Regions from separate parts of the Homo sapiens genome. Here region 2 is linked to region 1. The links are chromatin loops, found by intact Hi-C in ENCODE. Cell type or tissue: gastrocnemius medialis. All regions are shown on one strand. Links, peaks and the distances in the headings refer to the core of each region. The heading gives the core; the rest is flanking DNA. Region 1 has its middle 29 kb from the start of CD36. Region 2 overlaps CACNA2D1 (calcium voltage-gated channel auxiliary subunit alpha2delta 1).

Evidence for each region. Hi-C counts contacts between places; a loop is a spot of excess contacts. Peaks named below come from ENCODE experiments on the same cell type or tissue, not always from the same donor. Only the 100,000 strongest peaks of a DNase experiment are listed, where the experiment ranks them.
Region 2: it touches region 1 in a loop (4-fold over the local background); 1 of 110 quality-filtered maps calls a loop at or near these places.

Annotation. Positions count from the first base shown.
Region 1 is chr7:80,608,670-80,611,592 of GRCh38, forward strand. It overlaps a transcript of CD36 not described here. Among named protein-coding and RNA genes, the nearest start is that of CD36, 29 kb to the right of the region's middle. In gastrocnemius medialis, for the core only: no CTCF peak of the experiment used is centred there; a DNase peak (open chromatin) is centred at 1,282; H3K27ac peaks cover 2,500 bases.
Region 2 is chr7:82,409,238-82,412,160 of GRCh38, forward strand. All of the region lies in intron 1 of CACNA2D1 (calcium voltage-gated channel auxiliary subunit alpha2delta 1), which reads right to left. Among named protein-coding and RNA genes, the nearest start is that of CACNA2D1, 33 kb to the right of the region's middle. RefSeq lists an enhancer at 1,068-2,555. In gastrocnemius medialis, for the core only: no CTCF peak of the experiment used is centred there; a DNase peak (open chromatin) is centred at 1,394; H3K4me3 peaks cover 991 bases; H3K27ac peaks cover 2,500 bases.

The sequences.
Region 1 (2,923 bases), core at 336-2,835:
TAGTGAAAATGTCAATATTAAACCCTGACAGGACTAACTTCACACCACCCCTAAAACTGGTCCTATGTTTCCCCTCCAGGTTAATAGTACCTCCTTTTGTCTTGTTACTCAAGCGTAAAACCTGAGACTTACGATTTTTTCCTCTCTACCTAACTAATTAGTCACCAAGCCGTAGCTATTCATGCTAACTTCTAAATATCTTCCATATCCACTAAGTATTTCTGAAATCTTTCCCACATTTCCCACCCCCACCCCCATAGCCAGTTTTTAAGTTCAACTACATAATTTCCTTTCTAGATTATTTTGATAGGCGTCCTCTGGCCTTCCCTCCAATCCATTCTTCATGCTGATGCCAAGGCCATCTCCTAAACCCAAATTTTGTCATGCGCTCCTTCTCTAAAAATCCTTGAGTAGTCCTATGTTGCTTTCAAGATAAACCCACGAGAGAATGAATTCCAGGTAATCAAGGCACACATACAATATAAAGTTTGGTATAGTATGTGTTACATTAGGGCTTCACGTTTGTGGTCATTTGTGGCCACTTTTCTGGTGTCTTGTTCTTCCAAAACTCATACACTGTACCGAATCCTTACTGAAACATGTTTCCCCAGTTGTATGTTTATTATTTTGTATGTTTCTTTATGTATCTGTATTTGGGGAAATGCTTGTGATCCACTATACCCTCTCCCACTCTGTACCCGGAGCTGTACAATGCAGTCCTGGCATAAGGAACCACTTCCTCCACCACTGTCCTTTAACACCTTCTCTCCCTCACCATTCACTCTTCCTACCTGAGTGTAGATGTCACGGCCTATTAGAATTGTCTGTTTATGAATCTGCCTTCCTAGACCTGCTGGGAGCTACCTAAGCGGGGTGTCAGGTTTTTGTTTTGTTGATTCTCACGTTTTCTCCCAATCAGAAGTCCAAACTAAGAATACTTTAGGAATGTATTTAAGTTTACTCTTGCAAGGGCTACTGATTGATAAAATATTTGCCAATGTAATTGGGGGGAATAAAAGCATGTATAAATAAAACAAAGTTGATGATTCAAACTATGATAGCAGAATAATTTCACACGTAATCTGAAGATTTCAACAACAAGAGCTTGATAGGAGACATAATACAGTATTAGAGTCAGAAAAAATAGTTACAAAAAGCCTGAGTTAGTATTTGCCTGTCTTTTGGCTTGTGATCTGTTGGTGAAGGGAGCCAGATGAGAATTTGGTTCAGGTTACAAGTATGATCACCCAGCAGGTGCTTGCTATGTAGGCAAAGGGTTGAGGACAAGATAAGATTAGGAAAGGACATGCGCTGTGAGGGGTGAGCCAAGCTGTGGGTCTGATCTAGGTTTAAAGCCTTCCTTGGAAAACAAGGACTGGCAAGTGAATACTGGAAACTGAAGAGTGAGAAGTATTATCCAAAAGCACACAGCTCACTTTTAACAGCTGATTAAATGAGACTAGATTTATCACAGTAGTTCTCAAAAATTGGCATGAGAATGATAAAAAATGTTTAACTTGGTATTCACAATGCCTTTTTAAAAATTGTTACTATATTGTCATTGTAATTATCATCATCATTACTCTTATTTTGAGTTTTCCTGATCTATATTTGTGCTCTGTATGTCTCACCTCAGACTACCTAAGATTTTTAGTCCCTTCTAGGAAGTTATTTAAAATCTACCCACAATTATTTTGGTAGCCATTTACTGAGAGGGTAATTTAGCTTCCTAATATTATGGTATTTTTATGTCATCTTTTGTAAATACAAGAATAGTAATATCTTCAGTGTAGTCGCTGAGGCTTCTTTCCTTTAGTGAAGTTTTAGCGAAACAGAATTTTCCTCTATCTTCTTTTGAACATATTTTAAACAGTTATTTTAATTTTATTTATTTATTTATTTTTTATCTTTTATCTTTTTTGAGACGGAGTCTTGCTCTGTCTCGCCCAGGCTGCAGGGCGGTGGCGTGATCTCGGCTCACTGCAACCTCTGGCTCCTGAGTTCAAGCGATTCTCCTGCCTCAGCCTCCCCAGTAGCTGGGACTACAGGCGCCCGCCACCACGCCTGGCTAATTTTTTGGATTTTTACTAGAGACTGGTTTCACTGTGTTAGCCAGGCTGGTCTCTATCTCCTGACCTCGTGATCTGCCTGCTTCAGCCTCCCAAAGTGTTGGGATTACAGGCCTGAGCCACGGCACCCAGCCAGATTTTTTTATTTTTTAGAGACAGGGTCTGCTCTCTCTGTCAGTCAGGCTGGAGTGCAGTGGCACAATCATAGCTCACTGTAATCTCAAACTCCTGGCTTTAAGTAATCTTCCCCACTCAGCCACCCAAGAAGCTGGGACTACAGGTACACACCACCATGCCCAGCTAATTTTTGTGGTTGTTTCTTTCTGTAGAGGCAGAGTCTCTCTATGTTGCCCAGGCTGGTCTCAAACTCATGGCCTCAAGCAATCCTCCCTCTTGGGCCCCACAAACCACTGGGATTATAGGCCTGAGCCACTGCGCCCTGCCTTGAACAAAATTATAATAAAGCTCTTGAGTGTTTTGTGGCCTTTCAGCAGATGCTCTGCCCCCCTGTTGTGACCTGGCCATGTTTCTTGTCTCAGCCTGCTTTTTTCTCCCATACATGACACAGAGGCCCTAACCTCAAAATCGTCGTCCCGTGTCATTTTGCACACCCATAATAATCTCTCCTATTTCTTATCACTGTGGCATCTTCTAATTTTTCTTCTTTGAGTTTCTCTTTAGTCATCTTGAAAATTCTGAGAGATTGTGCTAGCATATACATGAGAGCCTCCTGATAGCACTGGAGTTAGGAGCCAAGTTTCTTAGATGCTTTATTACTGCCAATGTCCTTTCTTTAACCAAAGACCAACAGGAACACACCTGTAGTGAAACAAGTTCATTACTCATTGAAAAGA
Region 2 (2,923 bases), core at 120-2,619, 1.8 Mb after region 1:
AGATACTGAAAGTCTTGTGACTTTTTTTCAATTATGTTAGTACATTTTAAAATGTTTTTTCTGCAAGTCATGCAAGCCAAATATATGTGGATGTAAATAATTCTGAATGCACCTTACAGAGTTCCCCAATTTTTTAAAGGTCTATTTCTTCTGGTAGCCTCTTAATACAGGAAACTGAAATATGAAGAAATAAAGTGTGGTACCCAACATGATGCAAGTATTGGCAAAAGCAGAAACTAGTTACTGTTAGGTTCTCCTATTCAGTGATTCTCAACTTTGGCTACACACTAAAATCATCTGGGTAAATTCTTAAAAATACCAATGCCAGGCCAATTATCCTCATCTCTAGGGTAGGGCCAAGGCGCTGGTAACTTTTTTAAATTCCCCAGGCGATTCAAATGTGTATCTGTGGTATAAAGCCACTGTACCTCTCGTAATTCCAATGTACAATGTGATTGCTGAGAGTTCCTGAGAAAATCATTGCCTAAGGTCTCTTTCGCACACTATCGTTTTCTGGGTTTTAAATACAGTCATGCAACACTTAATGATAGGGATACATTCTGAGATATGCATTGTTAGGCGATTTTGTCATTGTGCAAATATCATAGAGTGTACTTATACAAACCTAGATAGCATAGCCTACTACACATCTAAGTTGTATGGTATAGCCTACTGCTCCTAGGCTACAAACAACACGCTACGGTACTGAATACTGTAGGCAACTGTAACATAATGATAAGTGTCTGTATATTTAAACATATGTCAACATAGAAAGCTACAGAAAAATAAAGTATTATAATCTCATGGGACCACTGCCATATATGGGGCCCATCATTGAATAAAATGTCATTATTTGGTGCATGTATTTGAAACCGTGCATCTTAAACTATTACACTTACTTTTCTCCTGAGTAGCATGCTTTAGATAAACCTCTAAGTAATAGTTCCTCTAGTTTCTTCAGAAACATAAACACACATGCAGAATTTTAGTAGAAAAAAAGATGCTCTACTTTATTACAAGAAAAGGTATGTTTGTGTGATTTGAGACTTTTACAATATCTGCTTAGGTTGTGTAGGGGAGGCCCTAAAATATACCTTTTCATCCTTTCCTTATGAATCAATCCATCATAGCGGTTTACCTAATCCATTTTTATTAAATATTGTTTATCACTTCTGTACTGCTATCTATCCAACATCTTTCATTCTGATTGGCTTAGCCTTAAGAAAAAACTAACGCATGTTAACAGGCAGTAGAAAAATTACCTCTTTCATGAGCTCAGTGGTCTGAAGGTGCACGCTACATCAGGGGTGGCTGATGCCAGGTGGCTGGCTTGCGACACTTAGGAAGTCCCTCACACCTGTCAAGGGAGGCAGACTGCAAGAGAGAAGGCGAGTCTGACTGAGCAGGCGCGTAAGGGCAAATCCTGCTCCCAACTGCTGCTAGCAGAGCTCTAAAAATAAAGCGACAAAAGCACGGGGAAGGCAGAATGAATTCTTAACACTTGTACTCTTCTATTTCTGTCTGTTACGAAGCAGGTGATCTCAGTACCAAGCGATGAGTCTTTTAACTTTCTATATCCCTCACTTTCAGAAATGATCCTCATGACTGCATTCATTCCAGCTGTTTCAAATTCATAATCATAAAAGGAATCTTTTTTAATCTTTCGAGACTGCCCTCTCTCTCATAGGATTACATTCTAAAATAAGCTTCTTTGATATTCATTTGCCTATTTCACTTTGAAGATATTTTTTCACATGTATTATTCTGGAAAACAAAATGTTTATTCCTTTAATACTTTATATATTCTTTGAGAGAAGCAAGAGTTTTAAAAGCCATTCCTTTATCTAGAGAGTGTCTTCCAGGTAACAATCACTAGCCTAGAGAAAGTGAAAGTATGAACTTGTTAGCAACATCTTTTAATGGCCCTCCAAGTAAGGCCATATTTATTATAAATGTTATTTTAAATAATCTGGTGCCTGAGCAGCTCTGCGTGAGAGGGGAATGCAATGTAGTGGTTGAGAGAAAGTTTGAAATCAGATAGACCTGAGTTATAGCCCTGCCCCACTATTACTGTCTATATAGTCCAGAACAGGTGATTTATTAACTGCTCAATACTTCAGTGTCTTCATTTATAAAAACGAAAATAACATATTTCCCTGTTTTATAGAATTGAGACCAGAATTAAATAATATAAGCAAAACACTACCATACTGCTTGGTATCTAGTACTCAATAGATGACACCAATTATTATTATTGCTAACAACAAATTGTTAACCAAATAAACAGCTGATGATTCAAAAGATAAAGAAGTAATATTATTTAAAATATATTGCTGACATTTTAAAATAAGCACCTATATGTACATCCAAGAATCTAAAACCTCAAAGCCTATTCTCCATACAGGTATGCGGACACCTTGCCTCTTCCCATTCTTTCTGGTATATGGAGCAGAAGAACTAGAAGTAGAAAATATCTTGGGGAATTTTTCCTGAGTAGCAGTCTTCACTGGAGACACTTCTGCATTTTAAGGCATTTCTCGCAATAGGCATGCACAGGACATGTCTAAATTTGCTGAGAAGTAAAAAAAAAATTCACAGCAATTCAGAGTACCTCAGGATGTTAAACTCCTTACCTCAAGCCAAACGAAAACTAAATCTCACACACACACACACACACACACACACACACTCCCCATTATCTGGATTTGCAAATCCCCAAAAAACCCTCTTTCATAGTTAATCATTACCACTTTACCTAAATCTCAAATGGTGCTGCTGAGCTGCCATCCACATAGGTGTCACCAAACACATGACAAGTCATTTTTAAATATAAACTTTGATCAAGACACCAGGCCTGTATATATACTTCAAAACATCAGGTACATAATAAATATATACAATGTTATCTGTGCATTAAAAACAC